2 separate regions of the Homo sapiens genome follow, and region 1 is linked to region 2. A link is an interaction called in ENCODE POLR2A ChIA-PET data of the cell type or tissue named here. Cell type or tissue: HepG2. All regions are shown on one strand. Links, peaks and the distances in the headings refer to the core of each region. The heading gives the core; the rest is flanking DNA. Region 1 overlaps SAXO5 (stabilizer of axonemal microtubules 5). Region 2 has its middle 10 kb from the start of CAMSAP3.

Region 1 (8,224 bases), core at 1-8,000, 79 kb before region 2:
TGGGAGGAGCAGGTTGCAGTGAGTCAAGATTGTGCCACTGCACTCCAGCATGGGCCACAGAGCGAGACTCCATCTCCAAAATAAAAGAGAGACGGAGAGAGAGATACTCAGTCCTGGAAAAAGATGCAATGCACTTAACCTATGTGTGGCTCAATATAGTCCTTGGTAGATATTATTGGGGTTTTTTTGTTTTATTGTGTGTGTGTGTTTTTGAGACAGAATCTCACTCTGTGGCCCAGGCTGGAGTGCAGTGGCACGATCTCGGCTCACTGCAACCTCCACCTCCCAAGTTCAAATTATTCTCCTGTCTCAGTCTCCTGAGTAGCTGGGACTACAGGCACATGCCAACACACCCGGCTAATTTTTATATTTTTGGTAGGGATGGGGTTTCACCGTATTGATCAGGCTGGTCTTGAACTCCTGACCTCAGGTGATCCACCTGCCTTGGCCTCTCAAAGTGCTGGGATTACAGGCATGAGCCACCACACCTGGCTGTATTTTTAAATTTATCATTATTTTTTAGAGATGAGGGTCTTACTATGTTGCCCAAGCTGGTCTCCAGCTCAAGATGGGCTCAAGCCCATCTTTGCACTTCAGCCACCTGAATAGCTGGGATTACAGGCATGGGCCATTGCACCTGGCTTTTAGTATAATTTATTTTATTTTTATTTTTATCTTTTGGTGTTTGCCAGACAGCTCTCAGTCTACACTGTTCAGAATGGCCCAGCTCCCCTTCCCAGGCAAGAAATAGAATTCCTTCCAGAGGGCTTGAGATGGCAGGGAATCTCAATCTCTCTCTCTCTCCCCCCATCCCCCTTGCCTATCCTAAGGGGGCCCCAACACCCTCAAGTGGGACTACACGAGACAAGATGGGACTTCCTACCAAAGACAGTTCCAGGCCCTGCCAGGCCCACCTGCCTTGAGGTGTAAGAGGGTAAATTGAGGCTGTGTTGGGGCTGCAGGCGGGGGCAGAATTGGGGGCTGGGTGGTTTGGGCCTTCCTATCCCTGTCTGCCCACAGGCCTCCTCCGGAGTGGAGCTGGGAGACTGCAAGATCAGCTATGGATCAACGTGTTCGGAGCAGAAACAGGCCTACAGGCCCCAGGATCTGCCTGAAGATAGGTATAAAGGGGCCACTGCGGGCACGGTGGCTCATGCCTGTAATCCCAGCACTTTGGGAGGCTGAGGCAGACAGATCATGAGGTCAGGAGCTCGAGACCAGCCTGGCCAATATGGTGAAACCCTGTCTCTACTAAAAATACAACAATTAGCCGGGTGTGGTGGTGGGCGCCTGTAATCCCAGTTACTCCGGAGGCTGAGGCAGGAGAATCGCCTGAACCCGGGAGGCGGAGGCTGCAGTGAGCCAAGATTGCACCACTGCACTCCAGCCTGTTCGACAGAGCAAGACTCCATCTCAAAAAAAAAAAAAAAGTGGGGGACGAGGGGGCACTGCCTTCCCACCCAGATGGGACAACTGGCTTTCAGTAGCATGTGGTATTTGCCCCTTAGGGCTTTAGGGCCCATACTCTGCCTCTGAGGTCTCTGTCACTGGTAGCCAAGGTGCACTATTGTGCCAGATCTCTCATTATCAGAGCCCCACAGCTTGGTCATTAGGAAACCCTGCTCCCCTCCCTCTTTCTGGGGGTTGCAAGGCCCCAGATGGATCCACTTTAGCTTCTTCTTCTTCTTTTTTTTTTTCTTTTTTTTTTTTTGAGACGTAGTCTCGCTCTGTTGCCCAGGCTTGAGTGCAGTGGCACAATCTCAGCTCACTGCAACCTCCGCCTCCCGGGTTCAAGCAATTCTCCTGCCTCAGCCTACCGAGTAGCTGGAATTACAGGCATGTGCCACCATGCCCGGCTAATTTTGTATTTTTAGTAGAGATGGGGTTTCACCATTTTTGCCAATCTGTTCTCAAAAGCCTGACCTCAGGTGATCCACCCACCTCAGCCTCCCAAAGTGCTGAGATTACAGGGGTGGGCCACCATGCCCAGCCCACTTTACCTTATTCTTGATGGAATAATACACTACGTACAGGTATGACAAGGCCCAGGCCACAGCCCACATCCACTGTGTAAATATCCGTCCTGGTGACGGCCTCTTCCGCGACAGGACCACCAAGGCCGAGCACTTCTATGCCAGGGAGCCAGGTGAGAGCCTGAGGCCCGCCCCGTCCCGCCTCCCACCGCAGCCTCCCAGGGCAGCTCTGCACCTGTTCCGCTTCTGGCAGAGCCTTTTGTTCTTCACCACGATCAGACTCCGGAGTCGCACATCCTGAAAGGAAATTGGTGCCCCGGCCCCGGCAGTCTGGACACCTTCATGCAGTACTTCTACGGCCAGGTGAGCAGGAAGAGCGAAAAGGCGGCAGGGAAAAGGGCTTCCCAGACAGAGCAAATAGCAGGTGCAGAAGTCCCAAAGTGGGAGTGAGCTTGATATGTATGCAGGAATCTCCTGGATGTACTTGAGTGATCTAGGGCGAGTCACTTAACCACTCCGATCCTCCTCCGTGGCTCCTTCTGTAAAATGAGATAAGAGTACCAACTCCCAGTGCTACCAGGTGGGGCCCAGAAGGGGTGAGGGAGCTGTCCAAGGTCACACAGAGCCCACCTCCTCCCTCCCCCCCGGGCCCGGGGACCTCTCGGACGCCGGAGCTTTCAAATGCCATGTGGTCCTACAGCCGCCACCCCCGACCCAGCCACCCAGCCGCCACGTGCCTCATGAGAAATTGCAGAGTCATGTGACCCTAGGGGAGCCAAAGCTACTCAAACGCTTCTTCAAGACCACCATGGGCTCGGACTACTGCCCTTCAGAGTGGAGACAGGTGCAGAAAGCGCCCAACCTCCACTTGCAGCAAAGCTACCTGCCGCGGGGCACGGGCGGTGAGCGCTCCCGGGAAGCCCCGCCCCATGGAGCCCCGCCCCGGGAAGCCCCACCCCCGAAAGCCCCGCCCCCATGGAGCCCCTCCCCATGGAGCCCCGCCCCCACGGAGCCCCGTCCCGGGAAGCCCAGCCCTGGAAGCCTCGCCCTTGCCACTGCTCTGGCCCCGCCCCTAACCAGCCCTCCCCTCCCCCGGCTTCATCCCCTGAAAGGCTAAATCCCACCCCCAATTGACCAGAACCCCAACTCTGCTCCTGGATAATCCCGCCCCTTCATGGCCATGCCTCTCCCCTTCATAACTCCATCCTTCTGGACACGGCCCTGCCCCTTCTCCATCCTCTCTTATCCAGTCTTAACTCCTCTTCCATTGTCAGACTCTGGCTCCGCCCCTGACCCGCTAGCCTGCCCTGCCTGGCCCTGCCCACAGACTCATCTGGCCCGGCCCCGCCCCTGACCTTCTTAGCCCTATGCCCTAGCTCTGGGTTCCTCCCCTAGCTCCTCCGTCCTCCTCCAGCTCCTCCCTCTTCCCAAGCTCCTCCCCCTTTCTCTGGCTCCTTCCTTTGTCCCAGCTCCTCCCTCTTTCCCAGTTCCTCCCTCTTCCCCAGCTCCTCTCTCCTCCCCTGGCTCCTTCCTCCTCCCCCACCTCCTCCCTCTTCCCCAGCGCCTACCTCTTTCCCAGCTCCTCCCTCTTTCCCAGCTCCTCCCCCTTCCTCTGGCTTCTCCCTCCTTCTTTGGCTCCTCCCTCCCCCCTCTCCTAATCCATTTTTCTCCCCTGGTCAACTTCAGCGCTGGCCTGGGCTTGGCTCTTGAACCCTTCCCTTGAACTTCACCACACCCTCAGCCCCGCCTCGGCCCACAGCCCTCACTCAGCCTCCCCAACCTGAATCTCCAGAATTCGATTTTTTAACCATGAACCAGAAGATGCTGAAGCCACACAGAACACCTCCGGCCCCGGTGACTGAAGAGATGCTACAGCGGGTAAGGGAGGCGGAGGGGAGCCACCCATCATTAGGCAACCCCCACATTGGTGTAGAGTTATCTCAGGACGACTATGCTGTCACCCTGTCTCAGAGTTAGTGATCACCCAGGCTCGGGGGCATCTTAATATCCCTTCAGCCTGAAGATCATCCCTAGCTTGGCCGGGTGCAGTGGTTCACGCTTGTAATCCCAGCGCTTTGGGAGGCCGAAGCAGGCGGATCACCTGAAGTCAGGAGTTCGAGACCAGCCTGGCCAACATGGTGAAACCCCGTCTCTACTAAAAATACAAAAATTAGTCAGGCATGGTGGCGCATGCCTGTAATCCCAGCTACTAGGGAGGCTGAGACAGAATTGCTTGAACCAGGGAGGCAGAGGTTTCAGTGAGCCAAGATCGCACCATTGCACTCTGGGCTGGGCAACAGAGCAAGACTCTGCCTCAAAAAAAGGAAAAAAAAAAATAGAGGTCATCTCTAGCTCACCCCCCAGGGTCATGTCAAGGTCAGCTCAGGGGCATCTTTGCACCACCACCACTGTTATACCCAAGACGAGGGTTAATTCAGAGCCACCCAGGATCACCCCAGCCCTGGAGTCCTTCCAGGGACACCCCTGGTTTCTCTCCATCTTCTTATCCAGCTCCTCATTCAGCCCAGCCTGGGGCCCTTTTTGCCCACCTCTCCCCAGAGTTCAACCTCCCCAGCCTTTGATGCTCTGGCTCTGTCCCTAGGCGGCCCCACCTTACCCCAGGCTTCACCTTCTGAAGGGCTAAATCCCACCCCAAATTGACCAGAACCCCAACTCCGCCCCTGGACAATCCCGCCCCTTCGTGGCCAAGCCCCGCCCCTGCATAACTCCACCCTTCTGGCCATAGCCTCGCCCCTTTCCCTATCCTCTCTTACCCAGTCTTAACCATCCTCCTTGGTCAGACACTGGCTCCGCCCCGACCAGCTAGCCTGCCCTGCCTGGCCCCGCCCCCTGACTCATCAGGCCTGGAGATCCTGGGGTGGACAGGGTGGATCGGCCACCTCCCAGGCTGCCCTGCCAGGCTGTCCACCCTGTCTCCACAGTGCAAGTACAGCCACATGGAGCCCCCTCTGGGTGGACTGCGCTTCTTCTCAACACAATACAAGGACGAGTTTCCTTTCAAGTACCAGGGCCCAGCAGCCCTGAGACTGAAAAATCCTCAGGAGGGCTTCGTGCCCCTGGGCACGCCTCACCAGCGCGGCTGCAGGGAGAAGATAGACCCTCTGGTCCCCCAGCCCCCTATGTACCTGTGCCCCAGCCAGCAATAAATGCCATCTTGGCAACATTCCACTCTTTCCCATCAGTCAGCCCATCCAGAGGATGCTTGGGTGGGTGGGGGCTGGAGGAAGGGACTGCACGGGAAAGGATGACTCCACTGTTGCTGCGTTGCCATGAAGAGTATGGAGTCAAGGCTGGGCGCGGTGGCTCACACCTGTAACCCCAGCACTTTGGGAGACTGAGATGGGAGGATTGCTTGAGCCCAGGAGTTTGAGATCAGCCTGGGCAACATAGGGAGATCCTGTTTCTACAAAAAAAAAAAGATAATCGGCCAGGTGCAGTGGCTCACACCTGTAATCCCAGCACTTTGGGAGGCCGAGGCGAGCGGATCACCTGAGATCAGGAGTTCGAGACCAACCTGGCCAACATGGTGAAACCCTATCTCTACTAAAATACAAAAATTAGCCAGATGTGGTGGCACATGTCTGTAATCCTAGCTACTCGGGAGGCTGAAGCACGGGAATCACTTGAACCTGGGAGGCGGAGGTTGCAGTGAGCTGAGATCACACCACTGAGCTCCAGCCTGGGCAGCAGAGTGAGACTAAGTCTTAAAAAATAAATAAATAAATAAATAAAAATTTTAGAAAGCCAGGCATGGTGGTACGTGCTTGTAGTCCAAGTTATTCAGGAGGCTGAGGTGGGAGGATCACTTAAGCCCAGAAATTTAATGCTGCAGTGAGCTATATGATTGCACCACTGCACTCCAATCTGGGCAACAGAGCAAAAACTCTGTCTCAAAAAAAGAATAAAGTTATAGTGCTGAACAGAGATACTGGCGTGCGTACTTCAGAACACAGATCCCTGGGGCCGGGGAAGGGTGGGGGTGCTGGATGGGCATAATCCAAACTCGGACTCCTCCACGTCCTGGGTGGTAGTTTGGGCAAGTCACTTAACCCCTATGAGCCTCAATTTGCTCATCTATGAAATGGGGATAAGTAGCAATTCTCCCATGAGACTGTTATACATGAGAAATGTACACACTTTTCAGTGCATGGGGCTGGGGTCGTGGAGGGGAAGCTTCCCTTCTGAGGATGAGAATGGGGAAGGCCAGGGTGTGGGGAAAAAGCTTTCAATGGTGGGGACACTGGATGTGGCCCATAGAGGACATGGAAGAGTGGACACAGCTGAGAATAACCCAGCAGTTTTTTCCATCATGGACAGAGACTAGAGACCGAATGGGGCACTGGTTGTCTGGGCAACTGGTCCCCAGGTCAGAGCAGAGTCCAGGGGCAAATTGACAAAAGCCATCAAGATATTATGAGGTCCAGGGGGGTAAGTGTTCAGCCAGGGACAAAATGTAAAGGGTCAAAAGGAGGAGGATGTGATGGGGCTCTGCAGCAAGTGAGTGACAGGGCTTAGCAAGGACCAGTACCTTGGACAGCGCCTGACCTTTAAGGTCCAGGGCATGGTGAGGAGAAAGGTCTGTCTGGGGTAAGGTCTGTCTCGGGTAAGGTAGGCTTTAGTGACCATGCCGGGGCCTGCCTCTGTGGGCTGTTGAACATCCAGTCTCAAGGAGTGAACATGGCTTTCCTGAACCAAGAATCAAACCTCCAAAGACCAAGGACCCCAATCCAATGAACCATAAGGTTGAGCCAATCTCGACCCTGCCCAGGAGCCCTTTCCTGGTTGGCATCAGTTCTTCTAGGCCAGGTTGTCATTTCTGCAGGAAAGGCAGGAGGGAATCCAGCTTTGCATCCTGTAGGGACAAGATGACCCTTTTGGCCACACATGGTATCCACCTCGACCATGCAAGAATCTGCCAGCTGTGAATATGTCCTCTAAAGATATTTGGCATCATGCTCTTCTGAGTTACTTCAGGATAAACCAGGGCTTATCATTTATCGGTGTCTTAGATCAGATCATTCTTTATTGGAGGCTCTCCTGTGCATTGTAGGATATTTAGTGCCATCCTTGTCCTCTACCCACTAAATGCCAGTAGAACCTCTCCCTCCCACTTGTAACAAAATGTCCCAAATATTGCCATATATCTTCCAGATGGGAGAGAACTGCCCTGGTTGGAAACCACTTCGATAAGCTCATCCTCTTCTGATGAAGCTGGTCTGCCTAGTGACCAGACTACTAGAACAGAAAGGCTTTCCCTTTTTGCCTTGCCTTCTGGGAAGCTCAGAATGTTTATTTGGTCTTAAGTTCCATGTAGCTGTAGTTGCAGGATTATCTTCCTGCCTCATCCCAGGAATGGTTTAAAACAGCCTTAGGCATTAGATGAAAACAGTCCATAGCAATTAAAAAAGAGCTGGATTTCAGCACAACTTGGAGCACTTTCTGACAATGAAAATGACCAGCCCTAGGATGGCTTGCCAGGGAAGAACAGAAACTGTACTGGAAATGTTTAATCCTTGGGGAAAGACACTACATCAGGATTATTCTGGATGTATTTTATGGATTTATGACTAACCCTCCTATATTCCACTCACTCCCTTCCTTCCCCCAAAAGCCTAGGGATTAAGACAAAAAAATATAGAATTGAATGTGAGAAACCAAGATTTTTTTTTTTTTCGAAACAGAGTCTTGCTCTTGTCACCCAGCCTGGAAAGCAATGGTGCAATCTCAGCTCACTGCAACCTCCGCCTCCTGGGTTCAAGCAATTCTCCTGCCTCAGCCTCCCAAATAACTGGGATTACAGGTGCCCACCACCGCGCCTGGCTAATCTTTGTATTTTTAGTAGAGACGGAGTTTCACCATGTTGCTCGGCTGGTCTTGAACTCCTGACCTCGTGATCTGCCCGCCTTGGCCTCCCAAAGTGCTGGGATTACAGGCATGAGCCACCGTGCCCAGCCCACCAAGATTAATTTTTAAAGGAAAACAACTTTCTCAGTGGTAAGCGTCACCCAGCAGCAGAATTCAGACCTGCCTTTCTGTCCTTAGGCAAAAATACACCCTGACCCTCACTTTCCTTATCTGTAAAATGGGAATGCCAATAGTTCCCGTTTCATAGAGTGGTTACAGGAATTAAATAAGAGGTGCATGTACCATGCTCAGAAGAGGGCCTGGCACTTGGCTGCAGCTCAGTGAATGGTGACTAAATGTGTTAATGTCTTACGTCATTTTGTTGC
Region 2 (8,391 bases), core at 283-8,282:
GAGTAGTTTCGTTGCCCTAAACATCCTCTGCATTCCACCTACTCATCTGTCCTCCCTCTTAACCCTTAGTAACCACTGAGGTTTTACTATCTTCATAGTTTTGCCTTTTCCAGAATGTCGTGGAGTTGGAGAAGTACACAATAAGTGGCCCTTTCAGACTGTGTTTTTCACTTAGCCATATGCACCTAAGTTTCTTTGATGTCGTTTCACAGCTTCAGAGCTTTTTTTTTTTTTCGAGAAGGAGTCTTGCTCTGTCACCCAGGCGGGAGTGCAGTGACATGATCTTGGCTCACTGCAACTTCCACCTCCCAGGTTCAAGTGATTCTCGTGCCTCAGCCTCCTGAGTAGCTGAGATTACAGGCAAGCGCCACCACGCCCAGCTAATTTTTGTTTGTTTTTGTTTTTGAGGCAGAGTCTCGCTCTGTCGCCCAGGCTGGAGTGCAGTGGCACGATCTTTGCTCACTGCAAGCTCCACCTCCCCGATTCACGCCATTCTCCTGCCTCAGCCTCCCGAGTAGCTGGGACTACAGGCGCCCGCCACCACGCCTGGCTAATTTTTTTTTTTTTTTGTATTTTTAATAGAGATGGGGTTTTACCATGTTGGCCAGGGTGGTCTTGAACTCCAGGCCTCAAGTGATCCACCCACCTTGGCCTCCCAAAGTCCTGGGATTACACACATGAGCCACCGCGCCGGCCTTTTTTGCTTTTTGTTTCAAAGAGCGATAGGGTCTTGCTGTGTCACCCAGGCTGGAATGCGGTGGTGTGATCATAGCTCACTCCTCTCACTCTTTTGGGGATCTTGTGTATTGGTGGAGGTGCCTGGGCCCGCTCTCATCATCATGTGGTAAAGATGACAAATTTCTGGCCTCCTTGGTGGCCCTCCGGGATGTGAAACTCAACCTGTCCAAGACGAAACTCATCCTCCCCACCCAGCCTGGCCCCTCATCTCCTGTCCCCATCTCAGCATGCAGCACCACCATCTACCTGCTTGCGAAAGGCAGAGATCTGGGCATCTTCCAAGACTCCGCCCTCCCTCTCCTGGCCGCCTGTTCCCATCCACCAGCAAGCCCTGCCAATTCCATCTCCCAACACATTCTGCACCCGTGCGTGCTCCCCGGCCCCAAAGCCACACCCTGGGGCTGACCTCGTTACTGAAGCCTCTGTGGTCTACCTGAAATTGTCTTGGCAACACCGGGTCCCCTAAGGGCAACCTGAAGCTCACAGATGTGCATGGGTTTTTCTGGACCGAGCTTTCAGGTTTGATTTTGTCATCCGTATGTACGCAGTTTTCTTTCTTTCTTTCTTTCTTTCTTTCTTTCTTTCTTTCTTTCTTTCTTTCTTTCTTTCTTTCTTTCTTTCTTTCTTTCTTTCTTTCTTTCTTTCTATTTTTTTTTTTTTGAGACAGAGTCTTGCTCTGTCACCCAGGCTGCAATGTAGTGGCACAATCACAGCTCGCTGCAGCCTCCGCCTCCCGGGTTCAAGCGATTCTCCTGCCTCAGCCTCCTGAGTAACTGGGATTACAGGTGTGCACCACCATGCCCAGCTTACTTTTTTCTATATTCTTGGTAGAGATGGGGTTTCACCATGTTGGCCAGGCTGGTCTTGAACTCTTGACCTCAAGTGATCCGCCTGCCTCGGCCCCCCAAGGGGCTGGGATTACAGGAGTAAGCCACTGAGCCCAACCTGTTCATGGTTTTTAAGGGGACGATGATTCCTCCTGCTGGGGGACATTTGGCAATGTCTGGAGACATTTTGGGTTGTCACAACTGGAGGGGGCTGCTAGTGGCATCTGGTAGGTAGAGACCAAGGGTGCTGCTAAACTTCATGCAATGCACAGGATGGCCCCCACAGCAAAGAGTTATCCAAATATTCTACATCTCAATAGTGCCGTGATCAAGAAAACCTGTACTTGTACTACCCGAAGTGTGAGCTGCAGACTGCAGCTGGTCCCCAAGCTGTTGATTTCCCATTTAGATGAGAGAGTCCAGAAAAAAAAAGCTTTCAGAATCTTTATTTTTATTTATGTTTTTTGAGACGGAGTCTCACTCTGCCGCCCAGGCTGGAGTGCTGTGGCATAATCTTGGCTCACTGCAACCTCCGCCTCCCAGGTTCAAGAGATTCTCCTGCCTCAGTCTCTGGAATAGCTTGCACCACCATGCCTGGCTAATTTTTGTATTTTTAGTAGAGACAGGGTTTCACCATGTTGCCCAGGCTGGTTTCAAACTCCTGACCTCAGGTGATCTCCCTGCCTCGGCCTCCCAAAGTGCTGGGGTTACAGGCATGAGCCACCGCACCCTGGCCAGCTTTTAGAACCTTTAAAGGCTGGGTACAGTGGCTCATGCATGTGATCCCAGGACTTTGGGAGGCCGAGGCAGGAGGATCGTTGGAGCCCAGGAGTTCTAGTGCAGCCTGGCAACATAGCGAGACCCCATCTCTGCAAAATAAAAAATAAATTAGCCAGATGTGGTGGCACATGCTTGTGGTCCCAGCTGCTTGGAAGGCTGAGGTGGGAGGATTGCTTGAGCCTGGGAGGTCCAGGCTGCAGCAAACCATGATCACACCACTGCACTCCAGCCTGGGTGACAGAGTGAAGCACTCCAGCCTGGGTGACAGAGTGAAACCCTCTCTCAATAAATAAATAAATAGAATCATTATAGTAATTTCACACAGTAATTTTATGACAGCTGGGCTCATGTTCTGCATGCCTTTTAAATTCCTTCCTGTATTAATAGAATTTTTTATTTTTTTATTTTCATTTTCTTTTTTTTTTTTTTTTTTGAGATGGAGTTTCGCTCTCGTTGCCCAGGCTGGAGTGCAATGGCGCTATCTCGGCTCACCACAACCTCCGCCTCCCAGGTTCAAGAAATTCTCCTGCCTCAGCCTCCAGAGTAGCTGGGATTACAGGCATGCGCCACCACGCCCGGCTAACTTTGTATTTTTATTAGAGACGGGCGTTTCTCCACGTTGGTCAGGCTGGTGTCAAACTCTCGAACTCAGGTGATCTGCCCGCCTTGGCCTCCAAAAGTGCTGGGATTACAGGTGTGAGCCACCGCGCCCGGCCTTTTATTTTCATTTTCTTGGAGACAAGGTCTCACTCTGTTGCCCAGGATGGAGTGCAGTGGTGCGATCACAGCTCACTGCAGCCTCCAACTCCTGGGCTCAAGTGACCCTCTCACCTCAGCCTCCTGAGTGGCTGGGACTACAGGCTTGTGCCACCATACCCAGCTAATAGACTTTTTAAAGAACAGTGTTAAATTTTCAGAAAAATCAAGTAGATGGTACAGAGAGTTTGAGTACACTCATTCTCCCCCAACACATACACAATACAATTTCCCCTTTTATTAACATCTTACACTGGTATGGCACATTTGATACAATCAATGAACCAATTTTTTTTTTTTTTTAAGTCAGAGTCTCGCTCTGCTGCCCACACTGGAGAGGAGGGGGTGCGATCTCAGCTCACTGCAATCTCCGCCTCCCAGGAATGAACCAATATGGATACATTTTTAGTAACTAAAGTCCATTCTTCATTCAGTTTCTTCAGCTTTCCCTTAATGCCCTGTTTCTGTCCCAGGATCCCATGCAGGATTTCACATTTATTTATTTGAGACAGAGTCTCACTCTGTCACCCAACCTGGAGTGCAATGGCGTGATCTTGGCTCCCTGCAACCTCCACCTCCCAGGTTCAAGCAATTCTCCAGCCTTAGCCTCTCAGTTCCTGAGAAACTGTCCCAGTTGAATGGAAGGAGAAGTGATGACTAAATGTCATGTGAGGCCGGGTGTGGTGGCTCACGCCTGTAATCCCAGCACTTTGGTAGGTGGAGATGGGCGGATCACCTGAGGTCAGGAGTTCGAGACCAGCCTGGCCAACATGGTGAAACCCCGTCTCTACTAAAAAGACAAAAATTAGCCAGGCTTGGTGGTGTGTGCCTGTAATCCCAGCTACTCAGGAGGCTGAGGCAGGAGAATCACTTGAACCCAAGATGCAGAGGTTGCAGTGAGCCCAGATCTCGCCACAGCACTGCAGCCTGGGTGACAGAATGAGACTTTGTCTCAAAAAAAAAAAAATAGCCAGGTGTGGTGGCACCCACCTGTAGTCCCACCTACTCAGGAGGCTGAGGTGGGAGGATTGCTTGAGCCTAGGAGGTGGAGGCTGCAGTGAGCTGTGATCGCACCACTGCACTCCAGTCTGGGCAACACAGCAAGACTGTGTCTCAAAATAAATAAATAAATAAAAGTACATACTAACAACATAATTTCTGACTGTCAAGGTTGTCTTTGACTGTCTGCTGGAGTAGTGTGTTAGGTTTCTCCACTGTAAAGTTATTCTTTTTTTTCCTCTTTCCTCCTTCCATACTGTGATCTTTGGAAGGAAGGCACCCCGTGTAGCTTACACCTAAGGATTGGAGAGTTACGTTCCACTCCTTGAGGGCAGAGCATCTACATGAATTATTTGAAATTCTTCTGCAGGGGAAGAAGTCCCTCATCCCCTATTATGAAATTATGTGCTCCTTTTTTTTTTTTTTTTTTTTTTTTGTTGCCCAGGCTGCAGTGCACTTATGCAAACACGGCTCACTGCAGCCCCAACCTCCCACTCTTAAGCAATCCTCCCACCTCAGCCTCCTGAATAGCTGGGATTACAGGTGTGCACTGCCACACCCAGCTAATTTCTTTAATTTGTTTTATTTTTAGTAGAGATGGAGTTTCGCTATGTTGTAAAGGCTGGTCTGGAACTGCTGGCCTCAAGCGATCCTCCCGCCTTGGCCTCTCAAACTGCTGGGATTACAGACGTGAGCCACCATGCCTGGCCTGCTCATTTCTTGACATCAGCATGGACTCACAAATATTCATTTTATATTTCGGATTATAATCATCCGACGTCATTTTTTTTTTTTTTTTGACAGGGTCTCTCTCTGTCACCCAGGCTGGAGTACAGTGGTGCAATCATAGCTAACTGCAGTCTCAAACTCCTGGGCTCAAGGGATCCTCCCGCCTTAGCCTCCCAAGCAGCTGGGACCACAGGCATGCACCGCCATACCTGGCTAATTTTTAAATGTTTTATTTTTCAGCCTGGGCAACATGGTGAAACTCCATCTCTACTAAAAATACAAAAACTTAGCCGGGCATGGTGGCACGCACCTGCACTCCCAGCTAATCAGGAGTCTGAGGCACGAGAATCATGTGAACACAGGAGGTGGAGGTTACAATGAGTTGAGATCTTGTCACCACACTTCAGCCTGGGTAACAGAGTGAGACTTCACCTCAAAATAAATAAATACATAAATACATAAATAAAAATTTAAAAAAAAAGAATGGGGCCGTGTGTGGTGGCTTACACCTGTAATCCCAGCACTTTGGGAGGCTGAGGCGGGCGGATCACCTGAGGTCATGAGTTCAAGACCAGCCTGGCCAAAATGTTGAAACCCCATTTCTACTAAAAATACAAAAATTAGCCAGGCATGGTGGCGTGCGCCTGCACTCCCAACTACTCGGGAGGTTGAGGCACGAGAATTGCTTGAACATGGGAGGCAGAGGTTGCAGTCAGCTGAGATTGTGCCACTGCACTCCAGCCTGGGTGACAGAGTGAGACTCCATCTCAAAAAAAAAAAAAATGAAGAAGTGGTGCTTTACCAGGGAGAGTCTGGGCAGCAAAACACCCTCCGGCGTCTCCTGGCATTGCTCCTGGCTGCACTCCAGGGACAGTGCCCTTCCTTGAGCACCAGCTTGGTCCTTCCCCAGGGCCTTTGTCCTTGCCAGTTGCTCTGCCCAGAATGCTCTTCTCCCATCTGCTTCTTTTCATCGCCCCATTCCCTGCCCTACCTCTCCCTCCTCCTCGAAGAAGCTTGCCCAGACAACTGCCCTAGCAAAAGCAGCTCCCACCCTGACTGTCACTAGCTCCTTTGCTAGACTGTGTGATTGTCCCAATATTTTATCCCTAGGTGAAATGATCTTTTTCTTTTCTTTTTTTTTTTTTTTTGAGACGGAGTCTCGCTCTTTCGCCCAGGCTGGAGTCCAGTGGCACGAACTTGGCTCACTGCAACCTCCGCTTCCCAGGTTCAAGTGATTCTCTTGCCTCAGCCTCCCAAGTAGCTGGGACTACAGGCGCGTGCTACCACACCTGGCTAATTTTTTTGTATTTTCAGTAGAGATGGGGTTTCACCATGTTAGCCAGGATGGTTTCCATCTCCTGACCTTGTGATCCACCCGCCTCGGCCTCCCAAAGTGCTGGGATTATAGGCATGAGCCACCGCGCCTGGCCATGAAATGATTTCTTTCACTCGTATTAGTCTATTGCATCTAAATGCAACTGTCATGAGGCGCAAGGACAGGGATGGCCTTTGGCATGCACAATATTTGTTTTTTGTTTTGTTTTGTTTGTTTTTTGAGACGGAGTCTCGCTCTGTGCCCCAGGCTGGAGTGCGGTGCGCGATCTCAGCAAACTGCAACCTCCGCCTCCTGGGTTCAAGAAATTCTCCTGCCTCAGCCTCCCAAGTGGCTGGGACTACAGGTGTACACCACCACGCCTGGCTAATTTTTGTATTTTATTTTATTTTATTTTACTGAGACGGAGTCTCGCTCTGTTGCCCAGGCTGGGGTGCAATGGCATGATCTTGGCTCACTGCAACCTCCGCCTCCTGGGTTCAAGCGATTTCCAGCTAATTTTTGTCTTTTAAGTAGAGACGAGGTTTCAGCAAGTTGGCCAGGCTGGTCTTGAACTCCTGATCTCAAGTGATCCGTCCACCTCGACCTCCCAAAGTGGCTAGGATTACAGGCGTGAGCTAGCACGCCCAGCCTAATTTTTGTATTTTAGTAGAGACAGGGTTTCACCATGATGGCCAGGCTGGTCATGAACTCCTGACCTCAAGTAATCCGCTTGCCTCAGCCTCCCAGAGTGCTGGGATTACAGGTGTGAGCCACCGTGCCCAGAATGTTGGTTTTTTGTTTTGTTTTTGTTTTTGAGATAGGATCTTGCTCTGTTGCCCAGGCTGGAGTTCAGTGGCATGATCACAACTCGCGTCACTGCAACCTCCACCTCCCAGGCTCAAGGGATGCTCCTGCCTCAGCCTCCCAAGTAGCTGGAACTACAGGTTCAAGCCACCATACCCAGCTAATTTTTTGTATTGTTTACAGAAATGGGGTTTTTCCATGTTGCCCAGGTTGGTCTCGCACTGCTGGGCTCAAGTGATCTACCGCCTCGGCCTCCCAAAGTGCTGGGACTACAAGCATGCACCACCCCGCCCGGCTAATTTTTGTATTTTGTGTGTGTGTGTGGAGACAGGATCTCACTGTGTGGCCCAGGTTGTTGTCAAACTCCTGGGCTCAAGCAATCTGCCCACCTCAGCCTCCCAAAGTGCCGAGATTACAGGCGTGTGCCACCATGCCCAGTCAATATTGTTCTTAAAAATTATTTTGAGGCTGGGCATGGTGGCTGGGCATGGTGGCTCACACCTGTAATCCAGGCACTTTGGGAAGCCGAGGTGGAAGGATCGCTTGAGGCCAGGTGTTTGAAACTAGCCTGGGCAACATAGCCAGACCCATCTCTACAAAATATTTTTTAAATTAGCAGGGTGTGGTGGTGCACACCTGTAGTCCTAGCTACTCAGGAGGCTGAGACAGGAGGATCGCTTGAGCCCACGAGTTCCAGCCTACAGCGAACTATGATTGCGCCACTGCACTCCAGCCTGGGCATCAGAGCGATACCCTATTTCTACAAATATATATATAACATATATACATATATAGCATATAATATTTACATATATATAACATAATATTTACAGATATATATATACACACACACTATATATAAATAATTCTTTTGAAATATTTTGGACATGTCCCCCTGAGGTACCTGGGGAGTGCTGATAATAAACTCCATACTGGCCAGGCACGGTGGCTCACGCCTGTAATCCCAGCACTTTGGGAGGCCGAGGTGGGCGAATCACTTTAGGTCAGGACTTCGAGACCAGCTTGGCCAACATAGTGACACCCCATCTCTACTAAAAATACAAAAATTAGCCGGGCGAGGTGGCAGGTGCCTGTAATCCCAGCTACTCCGGAGGTGGCACGATCTCAGCTCACTGCAACCTCCGCCTACCAGGCTCAAGTCATCTTCCTGCCTTAGCCTCCCGAGTAGCTGGGATTACAGGTGCCCAGCACCACACCCAGTTAATTTTTGTATTTTTAGTGGAGAGGGGGTTTCGCCATGTTGCCCACGCTGCTCTTGAACTCCTGACCTCAAGTGATCCACCCGCCTCAGCCTCCCAAAGTACTGGGATTACAGGCATGCGCCACTGTGCCCGTCCTGAAGGTCATAGACATTGAGAGAAGGGTGAACCAGCCTCATACTGGAAGGGCTGCAAAGTGGCTCAGCTGGTGGACCCTAGATCC

The links. Peaks named below come from ENCODE experiments on the same cell type or tissue, not always from the same donor. Only the 100,000 strongest peaks of a DNase experiment are listed, where the experiment ranks them.
Region 1: POLR2A ChIA-PET joins it to region 2 with 17 read pairs; 4 of 35 experiments call an interaction of 5 or more read pairs at or near these places.

The regions. Positions count from the first base shown.
Region 1 is chr19:7,503,291-7,511,514 of GRCh38, forward strand. It overlaps SAXO5 (stabilizer of axonemal microtubules 5), which reads left to right. Exons shown (of 9, transcript NM_198534.3): 3 at 831-934; 4 at 1,021-1,121; 5 at 2,034-2,146; 6 at 2,227-2,336; 7 at 2,674-2,875; 8 at 3,766-3,851; 9 at 4,916-5,160. The coding sequence ends at 5,140. Among named protein-coding and RNA genes, the nearest start is that of ZNF358, 8.7 kb to the right of the region's middle. RefSeq lists a silencer at 3,261-3,340 and an enhancer at 4,653-4,947. In HepG2, for the core only: no CTCF peak of the experiment used is centred there; a DNase peak (open chromatin) is centred at 3,241.
Region 2 is chr19:7,581,576-7,589,966 of GRCh38, forward strand. No RefSeq gene overlaps it. Among named protein-coding and RNA genes, the nearest start is that of CAMSAP3, 10 kb to the right of the region's middle. In HepG2, for the core only: no CTCF peak of the experiment used is centred there; no DNase peak of the experiment used is centred there; H3K27me3 peaks cover 609 bases.